Linked DNA regions of Homo sapiens: region 2 is linked to region 1. A link is a loop called in an ENCODE intact Hi-C map of the cell type or tissue named here. Cell type or tissue: psoas muscle. All regions are shown on one strand. Region 1 overlaps MED13 (mediator complex subunit 13). Region 2 overlaps MED13 (mediator complex subunit 13).

Region 1 (8,000 bases):
ATTAACCTTTTTTTTTTCCAGTCACAGTATTTGTGAAAAGTAATGAGCCATAGTACCCAGTCATGTTAAATGAATATTAAAAGCATGGAGAGGAAACATGAGGAACAATGAATTTCAACATATGGCTTCAGAACATGAAGATGTTCTTGTATGGATTATAGTATCTAGTATTCAAAAATGCCTGCATCTCTTCTCTTATTTATTGTAAGTTTTTAAATGTATAAATTGTCTTATATTTCTTAACCTCTTTTATAAAAATTTTCCTAGAAGGTTTATACTGCCTTCTTGCTTTAAAGCAATTGGTCTAAAATATATGTAATCGTCTTAATTAAAAAGTTGCAGTAGGGTTGCTTTTAGAGTATTATTTTTTTGTAAGGGGGTGGGTGGGACAGTAAATTTGTATTGTCTCGATGTACAGTTTAACGGGGATAGAGGGGGAATAATGTCCATACCATTGTGTGTGGAGGATTTACAGCTAAGCTGTAGTTGCAGAGTACATGTACAGTAATGAAGTTCACTGTGTTTATAAATTGAAAAGGTACCAGGTCTTACAGCATTTTATATATCACATCTTTACAGAATAACATGATGGCAATATACAAGTGGTATTGTTAGGTGGTTTAACTTAGAATAAAATGAGAATTCTTCAGTTATATTTTGTACTATGGTTTAGGGCTATGACTAATATTTCAGGCCATTTCCGGTGAAAGAAACTTAGTTTTACAAGAAAAACCATTTGCTACTGAATGCTTAAACTAATTTTAGTGTTTAATGTTACATGCTTAAATTTTTTTCAGTTTTAACAGTGGCATATTTAGGCATGGAAATATTATTATGAAATTTATTTTCAGGATCTGCTATAAGGTTGAAATTTAGCCCAGCTCTAGGCATTTTACAAATTATTTTTCAAGCAGTCATTCTTGATTGTTTGACTTTTTTTTTTAAATTAAAGATTGGGAATGTATGTGAGAGTATGCATATGTATGGGTGTGTGTGTGTGCGCGCAATCAAACTGTGGTGTAAATAGATTCTCAGTGAATTCTGGTATTCAGACTCTATTCCACTAGTGAAAGAACCATTTTTTAAACTTCCCTTGCCTTTTTTATTTATTTAATTTTCTTGGTTTGGAGATGTCAGTCCCAAACACCAGAGTCTGTACTTTTCTATAACACAGCTCAGATTAAGGTAGGGCATATGCCAAGGAGGTTCTCACCTCCCTAAAGAAGGGACTTGAATTTTAGGGACTTTAATTCACCCCTCCTTCAATACAACTTTCCCCCTTCTTGTTTGCACATGCCAAGATAACTGCTTTTATGCAGGCTGTACCCCCTTGAAAAATCCTTTCTACAGTGCTGCTCACAAAAGAGCCCAAGTTCGCCTCCTACCTGCATTGCTGACTTGAATTCACAGTCGCCGAGTCTACCTAGCTTTCTTGGAAGCAGTCTAGCAAAATTTCTATTTGTACGTTCACTAATTATCTACAAGGACAAAATCAGTTGTATTTACAAAACTCTACTTCAGTGTTTGTTTTAGTTTTTTTTTTTACTGAAACTTGTTTTTGTGAATACTCTGTGCTTAGAATTAAATATCACTTTCTTATGAACAACATAACTTCTTCAGATTGTGTATATGAAAACATTAGCAAGTCTTGTTTTTTCTATGAAGCAAACACAATTGGTGACAAAGGTTGTCAATCATTTCTTCAAAATTATAATGCAGTTCTAATGGTCAGCATATTTTGATATTAAATTTAAAGATCACCTCTCTGCATTTGTTTTTAAATTATGCTAATACACCACACATTATGTTGGTATGTTTTGTTCTGTACTTTCTTTAAAAAAAAAAAAAAAACTTGTCTGAGATTTGAAGGAAAATGTGCTTATTTGGAATTTCCATAAAAAGAGTATCCTTTTTATACACTTAATAGTGACTTTACAAAATAAAAGTTATATTCTCAGTTGTTTAAAATCACTAACCTATGATAACCACACCTCAATTTGAAAGTAGATTTAAAATTATTCCCTGACAGGTTATTTAATATGGAGCCATAAGGAGGGAACCCAGTACACAATTATTTTTTATTTGGGAATCAGGGAATAGTTCCCAAATATACAGGATTTATTGATAAGATTTTTTTTCTTCCCTTCATATATCCATTCAAACTCAATGGAAAGTTATTAAATAACCATTAGAAAAGCTCAGTAGACTTATTTGAGAAATTAAGCCTTGTGCAGGATGATGGATTTGACTTACTAATGTACTGTCACAGACAAATATGGGTAGTTTTGTTTAAATAGGTAAGCAAAATATTATACTTTATAGCAGTGGATTACCAACACCTTGACTTCTTTGTTACAGTGCTAACATCTTTTTTTTTGTGCAGGTATCCATGATTATTAAGCAGGGTGGAAGTTCAGTATTTTGTCATTTAAAAAGATTAGTTATATAATGTCTGCTTCCAGCCAGTGAGAAACATCTAGCCATACCTTTCTTATGCAAGCCATTGAGTTATCAGGACTGTGAATTAACACTGTATGAATAAATTTCTGTACACCTTATTGTTTGGCCAGAAGGCCACCAAGTGTACTTATATGTAATCCTTAAATTTTAAAGTAGCTGTAATTTTTAAATATTTCTAAACTTTTCTTAAACCACTAAAATTAAGCTCTTACTACTTAGTCAACTATCCTCAGCTGTATTCGTACTCAATTGTCAGTATGGCACAGATTACTGTATTAAAATATTCTCCTTTCGTCTTCATATTTACCTTCTGAGGTAATTTTTTAACTTAATGTGTTACTACAAAGATTTGCAGATCTTTAATCAAGCACTATGTTAATACTGTAATATCAGAATACTATGTTGCATTATTTAAAATGTTCAAATTGAATAGATTAAAAAGTTTTTAAATGCTATTGCATCATATAATTTGCTATTCATCCACTATGGCATTGCATATCAATCAGTTAATACACTTAATGTTGCATGAGTGATATTTTGGTCTGGGTTTCCTCTTAAGATTTTAGTTTGTCTGAATTAAGGAAAAATGTTTTTAATATACATTCTTATTTTGTCCCACCCCTCCAGAAATAAGCTGGAAATCTTAACTTTTTGGGGGGTCTTTTTTGGTGTTTTAATGGGCCCAGAACTGTGGTTTAAATTTTTATGTATGTATTTTCTTTTTTGTGGAGTATAAATTTAAAAACTGGATTTGGGACCTAAAATACTCCTCAGGTTGATGTATTCATGAAGTTTTAAAACATCTTTAGTTTTCAAAGTAAACTGGATATGTGGACCTTAAAGTTATTGAGTTTAAGCTACAAATTGTAACGTCATTACTGGACATGTCAGCATCAACCCTCTCAAAATAGCTTGGTCACTTTATGAAGGGGCGTTTTAAAGTTGTTGTTTAGCAGTGACATTTAATATGGTCCAATTGCTTTTCTTTTTAACGTGACAAAAAGAGAATAAGGAACAAACACTATTGCTGCCGAATGCCATAACACTGAGTTGTACAAATTGTGATTGAGGAAATGAAAAGGTTTATACTTTTTAAAAAAAAAAAAACAAAAACAAAAAACAAAACTTCAAATGGAATAAATTATTCATGAAGCCTTCATTGTTGTGTCTTATTCTGTTGAAAATATTTCCATATTAAATTTGTGCAAAATTAGTAGCAATATTTTTGTGTCATTATAAATGGAAAGGGACAGCCTAGAAACTGATTAATGGTCTTTTAATTTTTCTGAAGTATTTTATTTTAAAAAGGATTTTAATCACATACAAATGTACAGTATGTAGAATAATTGTATATTTGTATACCTACCAATTCCTTGTAGGCTGGCCAGTTAGGTATTGTCTAGTCCAAACAAGCTACCTTCAAATATTTAAAGCTTAGCTGTATCCTATTTTTATTTGATCATAAGAACAATGTTCAGAAGTGAGTAATCCATCAAAAATAGTTCTGCCCATGTTCTGTAAGCACACATTTAAAATATTTTTGTCCAGACTTAAGCCAAGTAAGGACATACCTCAAAATTATTGTGATCATTTTGAAATAGTTTTTGCTGCAAAAATTTTAAAAATCCTTTAAAAGGAGTTGTATGTTGTTTGAACCGCCTATCCTCGGTTATTTTCTGTCTGACAGATCTTTAATCAAGCACTATTATATTACCTCTGGTTTGTTTCTATCTTTTTTTTTTTTTTTACTATAGTCTTATGTATAGCGAAAAACTGCAAATCAAGCTTTTTTTTAAAGGGGGTATTCACTTGTAAAACCACACACATGGATATTTTTATTTTAAACTTCAAAATATATGAAAGTTTAGGAAACGGGAAAAATCACATAATTCAGCTACAGCCACAATGGAGCACCAATATGTATTAGTACATTGATAATTTTGGTACATTTGAAAATTTGGAATACCAAACATTCATAGCTCACTGCAGCCTTGAACTCCTGGGCTCAAGCAGTCCTCCTTGCCTCAGCCTCCTTAGTAGCTGGGACTTCAGGTGCATGCCAACACACCTGGCTAGTTTTATTTTTTGTAGAGATGGGATCTCGCTATGTTGCCCGAGTCTCAAACTCCTGGCCTCAAGCCATCCTCTCGCTTTGGCCTCCCAAAGCATTGAGATTACAGTCATGAGTTGCTGCCATACCTGGCTAAATCTAACTGTTTTGAGTGTATTCCTGAGGTGTCTATTCTGTTATTCTGCTTTTGCCAATATCTTCCTGTCTACTGTAGGGGAGTTATCAATCCTGGACTGAAGATTAAGAACCTCTACCCTTAGTGTACTATAGCTATAACCAGAAATTCTGCTTGAGATTAATAGAAATTGATACTGTTAGAGCTGGGTTTTGTTTTGTCTTTTCCTTCTAGAGCAACCCAACAGAACCGTCAAGAATGACCTTCTGTTTAGTTTAAAGTCTAGGCCGGGCACGGTGGTTCACGCCTGTTTTCCTAGCACTTTGGGAGGCTGAGGTGGGCGTATCACCTGAGGTTGGGAGTTGGAGACCATCCTGACCAATATGGTGAAACCCGTCTACTAAAAATACAAAAATTAGCCAGGCTGTGTTGGCATGCACCTGTAATCTCAGCTACTTGGGAGGCTGAGGCGGGAGAATCACTTGAACCCAGGAGGCAAGGTTGCAGTGAGCCGAGATCACACCGCTGCCCTCCAGCCTTGGTGACAGAGTGAGAAGATCCTGTCTCAAAAAAAAAAAAAAAAAAAAGTTTAAAGGCTGATGCTTTAAAGACTTCCTTATTTTGCTCCTACCTACTACAGAGAAAAAAATTAGAAGTGATAAATTTAAATCATGCCACGTGTCCAAGCCATATAATGTCTTACAGATTTGCATTCGGAATGTGTGAGTTTAAGTCTTGGTTTTGTCGTTTTCTTTTTGTTTGGAGCATATCTGATCAGTAAGACCAACAGTTACCTTCTACAAAAGCCACTTGGTCCCTAGAGAACAACCATTTGTCCCTTGTCACTGTGCATGACACTACCATCTATCCTGTTGTGCAAACCATAAACTCTTCCTTGCAACCATTCATCAAAAACTATCAGTTTTGTGTACTATCAAATATGTTCATTTCTATTTCTGCTGTCCTGATCTTAGTCTAAATTAGCATTATCCATTGCTATATAACATTAGATAAAACTACCTTATCTGAGTGGACCATTGCAATAGACAGGTACTCCTATCTGATCTCTACACTCACTGTGGTCCTTGGTAGCTGAAAACCTTTAGTAGCTGCTGCTTGCTCTAAAGATGAATACAGTCTCAAAATGGGCCTCTATGTTTTCCTCCTTGCTTTTTAGTCATTTGAGTTCCTTGAAAGACCCATGGGTATTTTTTGCCTTAAAGCTTCCACCTGATTTCCACATTACACCCTTGCTTCAGATCAGGCTCCCTTGTTACACACTCTTATTGTAATACCCTATATGGAGCCTTTGTTGTGTTTTTTTCTTTTTTTTTTTTCTTTTTGAGACAGAGTCTCGCTCTGTTGCCCAGGCTGGAGTGCAGTGGCGTGATCTCTGCTCACTGCAACCTCCGCCTCCCGGGTTCAAGCAATTCTCCTGCTTCAGCCTCCCAAGTAGCTGGGACTAGGCGCACGGTGCAATACCCGGCTAATTTTTTGTATTTTAGTAGAGATGGGGTTTGGCCACGTTGGCCAGGCTGGTCTTGAACTCCTGCCCTCAGGTGATCTGCCCGCCTCAACCTCCCTAAGTGCTGGGATTACAGGCATGAGCCACCTGCACCTGGCCTGTAGTGTTTTTCTTAGTTTACAATTGTATGATTTTTATTTTATTTATTTTTGAGACAATTTCACTCTTGTCGCCCAGGCTGGAGTGCAATGGCACGATCTTGGCTCATTGCAACCTCCACCTCCCGAGTACAAGCAATTCTCCTGGCTCAGCCTCCCCGAGTAGCTGGGATTACAGGTGCCTGCCACCACTCCCTGCTAATTTTTTTGTATTTTTAGTAGAGATGGGGTTTCACCATGTTGGCCAGACTGGTCCCAAACTTCTGATCTCAGGTGATCCACCTGCCTCAGCCTCCCAAAGTGCTGGGATTACAGGCGTGAGCCACCACACCCGGTCAATTGTATGATTATTTGTCATCACCAGACAACTCTATGAGGGCAGAAATTAGATCTATTTTGCTCATCATTGTATCTCCAGAGTCCAACACAATGCCCAGCATTGGAGTAAGGTATTTAAATATTTTAAAAAAATTTTTTTTGAGAGACAGGGTCTCCCTCTGTCACCCAGGCTGGGGTGCAGTGGCACCCTCATGGCTCACTCTAACAGCCTCCTGGGCTCAAGCAGTCAGAACTACAGGTATGTGCTACCACACCTAGCTAATTTTTGTATTTTTTTTATGGAGATGGAGGTCTCGCCATGTTGCCCAGGCTGGTCCTGGCCTCAAGCAGTCCTCCCATCTTGGCCTCCCAAAGTGCTGGGATTACAGGCGTGAGCCACTGTGCCTGGCCAACTTGAGTATTTTTGAATAAAAGCATTTTTGAATTGAGTTTTTGTGATAAAACACCTCAAACTACAGAACTTTGCTGAAGTGTGTTTTGCAAATACTTTTAATGAAGTTATAAAATTCTAACTACTTTGGACTCGTTTTAATATTAGAAGTAGTTTAGGATCATAGGATTAGGATTCCTCAGTTGTTAGGTTTGCCACATTTGTGAACTTGGGCAAAACACTTAACCTCTTGAAGTCACAAGTTGTTCATTTGTAAAAGAACATAACTATATCTTTCTAATTAGCTTTGTTAACCTCAAAGGAAATTGCAAAAATTTTGAAAATTATAAAATATTAGCTGGATGTGGTGGTGCACACCTGTAGCCCCAGTTACTTGGGGAGGCTGAGGTGGGAGCATCACTCGAGCCTAGAAAGTCGAGGGTGTAGTGGGCCATGATCGTGCAACTGCACTCCGCCTGGGCGATGGAGTGAGACCCTGTCTCAAAAAAAATTTATAAAAGTGTGAGAGATGATTGTTTAATACTTACGCTCTCTAGAAGAGCCAAATTCAGAATAAACTAAGGTTTACAAGAGAATGTCTACTTGGAAACATGAACATAATAGGTGGATAATTAAAGGCAACAAAAAGGACTTTTAAATATGTTCCAATAAGAGTACAGATGGGTAAGATAACAAAAAGTATTTAGACCTGACTGGACTCAGTGGCTCATGCCTGTAATCCCAGCACTTTGGGAGGCCAAGGCGGGAGGATCACTTGAGGTCAGGAGTTCAAGACCAGCCTGGACGACACGGTGAAACCCCGACTCTACTAAAAATACAAAAAAAATTTAGCCGGGCATGGTGGCAGGCCCCTGTAGTCCCAGCTATTCAGAAAGCGATGGCAAGGGAATCGCTTGTACCCAGGAGCTGGAGGTTGCAGTGAGCCGAGATCGAGCCACTGCGCTCCAGCCTGAGCGACAGACCGAGACTCCGTCTCAAAAAAAAAAAAAAAAAATTATTTA
Region 2 (8,000 bases), 51 kb before region 1:
TGATATGTATTTGAGCATTTGATAGCATGTTTAGAAATCAGTTTTTGTTTTGATGGCCTACTTTGCCCCGAGTTTGTAAGAGATCAAGTGCTACTAGTGTTAGGCATTAGTGAATAGATGAATGAGATAAGATTTGCCTGTGAGTCAAAGAATGTACGATCTGCAAATACCTTCATTGCTACCAGACCTTACATATCTTACAATTTTTGTCTTAGTACTCAGAGTAGATAAGCAGTGGCATTGGTACCTTCTAGTGTGTAAAAATTGTTTATTTCAAAGTACAAGATAGTGTATTTTAGTAGTACTAATGCAAAAACATCTCAGTCTGTGATTTTTAGATTTCATTTATTCACTAGCAAGTATTGACACCTATTATGTACCAGGTACTCTAGGCATCTGTGCTAAATTAGTGAACAAAGGTTAGACCCCTGTCCTTGTGGAGCTTTTATGTTCTAGTGTGAGTGACAGTCAACTATGAATATAATAAATTATGTAATATGTTAAAAGATAAATGCTATGCAGGAAAATAGAGCAGGGTAAGGGGGATTATTATTGAGGCAAGTGGGCATGGGCATATTGCTATTTAAAATAAAGTAGTTATGGGCTCATAGGTGACATTTAAGCAAAGACTTGAAGGAAGTGAGCGAGTTGGCCATGCAGATATTTGGAAGGAGAATGTTCCCCATAAAAGAAATAGCCAGGAATGGGTCTGGAACCCATTGAGGAACATAAAGGAAGCCCTTGGAAGCAGTATAAGAGAGGACTAGAATAGTAAAAGATGAAGAGGAGAAGAACAAGATGATGGGAAGTTTTCATAGGATGGTATAAGGACTTTGGTTTTTTTCTCAGAGTGAAATAGTCATTGCAAGATTCTGGCCATGATCTGACTGCAAGCTTGGCTGCTAGCTACTGTTAGGACAACCTGAGAACCTTAGCTTTGTAAACCCGAGAGAATAGGAATTTGAGAGTCTAAACATGTCTTATGCAAACCAGAAGCTAATGATTCTGTGTTCACACTCACCGAGCAGTCGGGTCTTCAGAGAGAAAAAACTCCTGATGCTTTCCAGGGTTCTTTGGTATAGATCAGCTTGCTTCTTGTTGTGGCATCCCTCTTTTATCCTTAGATTTCAGCTTTCTGTGGTCTGTCAGTTTCCACTAGCTCATCTTTCCAACTTCCTTGTTGTCTTCTCTTTTATTCTGTCATCTCCTGTCATTTTATTGGTTATTTTAGGAGAATAAAGAGAAACAATTTCTTAGTTGCTGTGTTGAACCAGAAGACTAATAACTTAAAAATTGATGTGCCAATGTGATTAGAAAACTCAGATACTTGCACTGAAACTTCACTTTCCATTGTGAAACATCTTGCCAGAATTAATAGTAATAATGCTATTTTCATGAAACACAAATCAGGCCTTCAAAAATTTAAAACTTAAAGTATATCTACTCATGGCAGTAAAAAAAAAATACATAATCACTTTCCTTGTATAAATGTATAAATTGTTTAAAAGTATTTTACTCACTTTTATAAAGCTCCCACTTTGAGTCACTGTACTGGAGCAGTTTAGATTTAAGAGCCCCTTTCAGGGAATGGATTTGTACAAAATAGTGTGCTTGAGGACTTGAGAACCGTGAGTTACCTAAACCGTGAATTACCTAAAGACAACATATTTTGGTAGAAAGATCATATAGTTAGGAAACTTGGATTTTGGCCCCATTTCTCTATGGCTAAATTTTAGACTTCAATAAATTATTTAATATTTTCATGCCTCCTCATTTCTGAAATAAGGGATTGTAGGTTAGATAATCTTTAAGTAATTCTAAAAACATTATGATACTTAACGTCATTTTGGAAATTTTTAATGCTTATGTGGATAATTAATTTTTTTTAATTTTTTTATGCAGGTTAATGGTGCAATGTAAGAAACCTTTAAAAGTTTCTGATGAATTAGTGCAGCAATATCAAATTAAAAACCAGTGTCTTTCAGCAATAGCATCTGATGCAGAACAAGAACCTAAAATTGATCCATATGCATTTGTTGAAGGAGATGAGGAATTCCTTTTTCCTGATAAAAAAGATAGACAAAATAGTGAGAGAGAAGCTGGAAAAAAACACAAGGTAAGAGAAATCACAGTACACCAAAGGGTCACTGTTGATTTTGTAGCACTGCATATAGTAACACTCTTACTACCACAGTTATCTCACTTCTTTTGTCTTAGAATAGAAAGAGTAATCATTTATTTAGAAAAACTTATTTTTGCCCGGCTGCGGTGGCTCATGCCTGTAATACCAGCACTTGGGGAGGCCGAGGCAGGCAGATCACCTGAGGACAGGAGTTTGAGACCAGCTTGGCCAACATGGTGAAACCCTGTCTCTAATAAAAATACAAAAAGTAGCTGGGTGTGGTGGTGTGCGCCTTGTAATCCCAGCTATTCGGGAGGCTGAGGCAGGAGAATCCCTTGAACCCAGGAGGCAGAGGTTGCAGTGAGCCAAGATCAGGCTACTGCACTCCAGCTTGGGTGACAGAGCGAGACTCCGTCTCAAAAAGAAAAAAAGAAAAATGTATTTTTTTGAATGGGTAAATCAAGCACATGGTACCAATTATAGCTGACCTCTGATAATGAAAATATTTTGTTGTTTAAAAGTTTCTGGGTTGGATAAAGGGCATATTAAACTTGTCATAATTGAAATCAGGACATTTAGGTAGGCTATTTTGACAGTGATTTTAAAATATGTTGTAAGTGAATTACCAGTTTTCAAAGATACAATAAAATATACATCACTGAGTTTAAAAAATATGTGCTATTTTTGAATATGTGATTCAGGAACTTACAGTGCACCTAGAAGTAAAAATGAAGTGCAAGATATATAGTTATTAGAATAAAATTTAAAAATCAAATATATGAGAATTTGTTAAGATTAAGATAACTTTGCTACACAGGAATTATGTCTTATATACAAAATATGAAAATAGGCTAGACACAGTGGCCCACGCTTGTAATCCCAGCACTTTGGGAGGCTGAGGTGGGTGGATCACTAGGTCTGGAGTTCGAGAGCAGCCTGGCCAAGATGGTGAAACCCCATCTCTACTAAAATCACAAAAATTAGCTGGGTGCGATGGCGGGCGCCTGTAGTCCCAGCTACTCAGGAGGCTGACACAGGAGAATCGCTTGAACCCAGGAGGCAGAAGTTGCAGTGAGCTGAGATCATGCCAGTGAACTTCTGCCTGGTGACAGAGCAATACTCCGTTTAAAAAAAAAAAAAATTGAAATCTGTAAAGTTATGAAAAGGATCCAATAATACGTGTGAGTTTTTTTTTTTGTTTGTTTGTTTGTTTTGAGACGGAGTTTCGCTCTTGTTGCCCAGGCTGGAGTGCAAAGTTATGATCTTAGGTCACTGCAACCTTCGCCTCCCTGATTCAAGTGATTCTCCTGCCTCAGCCTCCCTAGTAGCTGAGATTACAGGCATGCGCCACTACGCTCGGCTAATTTTGTGTATTTTCAGTAGAGACGAGATTTCTCCATGTTGGTCAGGCTGGTCTTGAACTGCTGACCTCAAGTGATCCGCCCGCCTCGGCCTCCCAAAGTGCTGGGATTACAGGCGTGAGCCACCGTGCCTGGCCCCCAATAATATGTTTAATACAAAATTAGTTTCACAAAGTTTTACTTAGCCCTACTATATGCCAGGTACTTGAAATTTTGTCTTTTTGGAAGTATGAGAGTAGTGGTAGTTGGGAAGGCTGCAGGTATAATAGAAAGAACGTGAACCGGCTGGGTGCTGTGTCTCACGCCTGTAATCCCAGCACTTTGGGAGGCTGAGGCGGGCAGATCACCTGAGATCAGGAGAGCGAGATCAGCCTGGCCAACATGGCGAAACCCCATCTCTGCTAAAAATACAAAAATTAGCCAGGTGTGGTGGTGCATGCCTGTAATCTCAGCTGCTTGGGAGGCTGAGGCGGGAGAATCTCTTGAACCCAGGAGGGGGAGGTTGCAGTGAGCCAAGATCATGCCACTGCACTCTAGCGTGGGTGACAGAGTGAGACTCTGTCTCAAAAAAAAAAAAAAAAAAAGAAAGAAAGAAAGAAAGAACATGGACTTTGGAATTTGACAGATTTAGGATAAAATTTCAGCTCTCACTGTTTATCAGCCATATTTTCTGGGGCACATTAGAGTCTCTACTTTTGTCTATAAGATAAACATACCACAGGCCAGGCGTGGTGGCTCATACTTATAATCCCAGCACTTTGGGAGGCTGAGGTGGGCGGATCACAAGGTCAAGAGATTGAGACCATCCTGGCCAATGTGGTGAAACCACATCTCTACTAAAAATACAAAAATTAGCTGGGCGTGGTGGCATGTGTCTGTAGTCCTAGCTACTTGGGAAGCTGAGGCAGGAGATCACTTGACCTAGGAGGCAGAGGTGCAAGTGAGCCGAGATCGTGCCACTGTACTACAGCCTGGTGATAGAGCGAGAGTCCATCTCAAAAAAAAGTAATAATAAGCATACTACTTACTTGTTACTGTAAGAATCAGTGATAATGTATGTTAAACACTTAGCTGGATGCCTGACACACAGCTCCTCAATAATTGGTAGATTTTATTGTTGGTAAATTATATATTTCAGCCTAACATGAAATATTTGTTTGCAGGTAGAAGATGGGACATCTAGTGTAACAGTGTTATCACATGAAGAAGATGCTATGTCATTATTTAGTCCCTCTATCAAGCAAGGTAAAATCTTTATTTCCTAATGAAAATATTGCATTCCAGGATTGTTACTACAGACTGATCTGATATTGTTGGACTTCTAATGTTCCTTTTTGTATAATTCATTATGTTTCATAGAAAGGAATCTTTCTTAAATGATGGGTTTATTGGTTATCTTTTATTGGAAGAAGCAAGTTCAGGTGATAGAATTTGTGTTTTTAATTGTTGCAGCCTCTTTCCTGTTTTTACATATAAAAATAGTTTTCTATTAAAAACTCAGTTTTATGTAATAGATTTCTCACCCCCTTCTACTGGGAATTACGTGAAAGGAAGTAAAAGAATGAAGGCACATATTGACTGGAAAGTGATTGAGAAAAGGCCATTGTTATACTATGCCAAGGCTATGGTTATACTCTCCAGGAAAAACACACTTGAAAAAAATGGGAGAAAGATACTGATGTCCAGTTGGTTGACAGTAGAGTGTTTCATCATCATAACTCCAAGTGTTTGCTCTCTGAAGACACTACTTTCAAGCCTATAGCAATGGGGGTTACAATTCGAAGACTATCAGTTCTCTTCATACCTGTCTCCATTGTTTAAATTATAATTGAAAAATGGATCTGGGCACCGTGGCTCACGCCCGTAATCCCAGCACTTTGGGAGGCCAAGGTGGGTGGATCACTTGAGGTCAGGAGTTCAAGACCAGCCTGTCCAACATGGTGAAACACCATCCCTACTAAAAAAATACAAAAATTAGGCCGGGCACAGTGGCTCACACCTGTAATCTCAGCACTTTGGGAGGCCGTGGCGGGCGGATCACGAGGTCAAGAGATTGAGACCATCCTGGCCAACATGGTGAAACCCCGTCTCTACTAAAAAAATAGAAAAATTAGCTGGGCATGGAGGCACGCGCCTATGGTTCCAGCTACTCGGGAGGCTGAGGCAGGAGAATGCTTGAACCTGGGAGGCAGAGGTTGCAGTGTGCCGAGATCATGTCACTGTACTCCAGCCTGGCGACAGAGCGAGACTCTGTCTCAAACAAACAAACAAACAAAAATTAGCTGGGCGTGGTGGTGCATGCATGTAGTCCCAGCAACTTGGGAGGCTGAGGCAGCAGAATCGCATGAACCCAGGAGGCAGAGGTTGTGGTGAGCCAAGTTGGGCTGGGCACAATGGCTTACACCTGTAAGGCCGAGGCAGGTGGATCACCTGAGGTCAGGAGGTGAAGACCAGCCTGGCCAACAAGGTGAAACCCTGTCTCTACTAAAAATACAAAAATAAAGCATGTGTGGTGCCAGGTGCCTGTAATCCCAGCTACTTGGGAGGCTGAGGCAGGAGAATCGCTTGAACCCAAGAGGCAGAGATTGCAGTGAGCCGAGATTGTGCCACTGCACTGCAGCCTGGGTGACAGAGCGAGACTCTGTCTCAAAAAATAAATAAATAAATAAAAATTGAAAAATGATTTAGAATAAGCTCAACTATGATTGTGTTGTGACATAGAATAAATAGGAGTAAAATGTTTTAAAGTTTTCACCTGTAAAATGAGGAGATAAGGTCATTGCCTAAGGTCCTTCAGATCTAAAACCACAATTTCTAAATTAAACTTTACTGGAATTTTGCTGTCATTTTCTTCCCACACACACAAGTTAAGAGAGCTGTTCTGAGGCCACTAATTCAACAAATACTTAGTTAGCACCTGTTATGTGTAGGTACTGTTTGGGTATTGGGGACACAGTGGTCAAGACTCCACTTTGAATATGTCTGACTTAAACTCCTTGTGAATGGAATAGAGAGACATAGTATAGTAATTCATTTACAAAACCCATTTAACTTGTAAAATAATTTTTTTAATTGACAAGTAAAAATTATATATATTTATGGTATACAACATGATGTTTTGGGGGGGAGTGTGTATATATATATATATATATATATACACAGTGCGCCAAGTGTGTGTGTGTATATATATATATAGTGAGACCCTATACATATATACACACATACTAAAAAATATATATATATTTACATTTTTTTAACATTTTACTCATATTCTGTGTCACAACACAGTTACAGTTTATCTTATTCTAAATCATTTTTCAGTTATAATTTAAACAATGGAGACTGGTATGAGGAGAATTGTTAGTCTCCTATTGTAACCCCACAACTATAAGCTTGAAAGTACTGTCAAGTCTTCAGTGAGCAAACACTTGGAATTATTTTACATATATATGTGTGAGTGTGTATATATATGTGTGTGTGTATATGTGTGTGTATGTATATATAGTGGAATGGGTAGATCAAGCTGTTTAACATATGCATTACCTTACATACCTTTTTTGTGCGTGTGGGTGAGAATACTTAAAATCTACTTTCAGCAATTTGCAAGTATACAATATGTTATTATTCACTATGATGTACAGCAAAATCCATTTAACTTTTGATGTGGGCAAAGTAAGTCATCTTCTGGTGTGTGTTTTCGATGACAAAGTTTTAATATTTGGAATAAATAGAGGGTCAGTCTGTGGATAACCAAAAATAAGAAAAAAATCTATCTGAACAATGAACAAATGGTCTAGGTAGCTTGAAAATTCAACAGTTTGGATTCTTTGCCGGAGTGATCTACAGATTCAGAGCAATCCCTATCAAAATTCCAATGACACTTTTCACAGTAATAGAAAAAACAATCCTAAAATGTGTATAGGGTCACAAAAGGCCCTGAATGGCTAAAGCAGTCTTGAGCAAAAAGAACAAAGTTGGTGGCATCACACTACCTGATTTGAAAGTCTGCTGCAAGGCCAAGTGTCATGGCCCATGCCTATAATCTCAGTATTTTGGGAGGCCACAGTAGGAGAATTGCTTGAGGCCAGGAGTTCAAGACCACCTTGGCCAACGTAGTGAGACCCTATCTGTGTAAAAACAATAAATAGGCCAGGTGCAGTGGCTCATGCCTGTAATCCGAGCACTTTGGGAGGCCAAGGTGGGCAGATCACCTGAGGTCAGGAGTTTGAGACCAGCCTGGTCAACATGGCAAAACTCCGTTTCTACTAAAAATACAAAATTAGCCAGGTGTGGTGGCGTGCACCTGTAATCCCATCTATTTGGGAGGCTGAGGCAGAATTGCTTGAATCTAGGAGTCGGAGGTTGCAGTGAGCCAGGATCGCTCCATTGCACTCCAGCCTGGGTGACAAGAGTGAAACTCCATCTCCAATCAATCAATCAATCAAATGTTAAATATTTTAAAAATTAAAATATATGGCTGGGCGTGGTGGCTCACGCCTGTAATCCCAACACTTTGG

Evidence for each region. A loop is a pair of places that touch in the nucleus more often than their neighbours do. Peaks named below come from ENCODE experiments on the same cell type or tissue, not always from the same donor. Only the 100,000 strongest peaks of a DNase experiment are listed, where the experiment ranks them.
Region 2: it touches region 1 in a loop (6-fold over the local background); 4 of 110 quality-filtered maps call a loop at or near these places.

Annotation. Positions count from the first base shown.
Region 1 is chr17:61,938,224-61,946,223 of GRCh38, reverse strand. It overlaps MED13 (mediator complex subunit 13), which reads left to right. Exons shown (of 30, transcript NM_005121.3): 30 at 1-3,619. Among named protein-coding and RNA genes, the nearest start is that of INTS2, 14 kb to the right of the region's middle. In psoas muscle, no CTCF peak of the experiment used is centred here; no DNase peak of the experiment used is centred here; H3K27ac peaks cover 1,653 bases.
Region 2 is chr17:61,989,268-61,997,267 of GRCh38, reverse strand. It overlaps MED13 (mediator complex subunit 13), which reads left to right. Exons shown (of 30, transcript NM_005121.3): 10 at 1,903-2,116; 11 at 4,647-4,728. Among named protein-coding and RNA genes, the nearest start is that of INTS2, 65 kb to the right of the region's middle. In psoas muscle, no CTCF peak of the experiment used is centred here; no DNase peak of the experiment used is centred here; H3K4me3 peaks cover 331 bases; H3K27ac peaks cover 879 bases.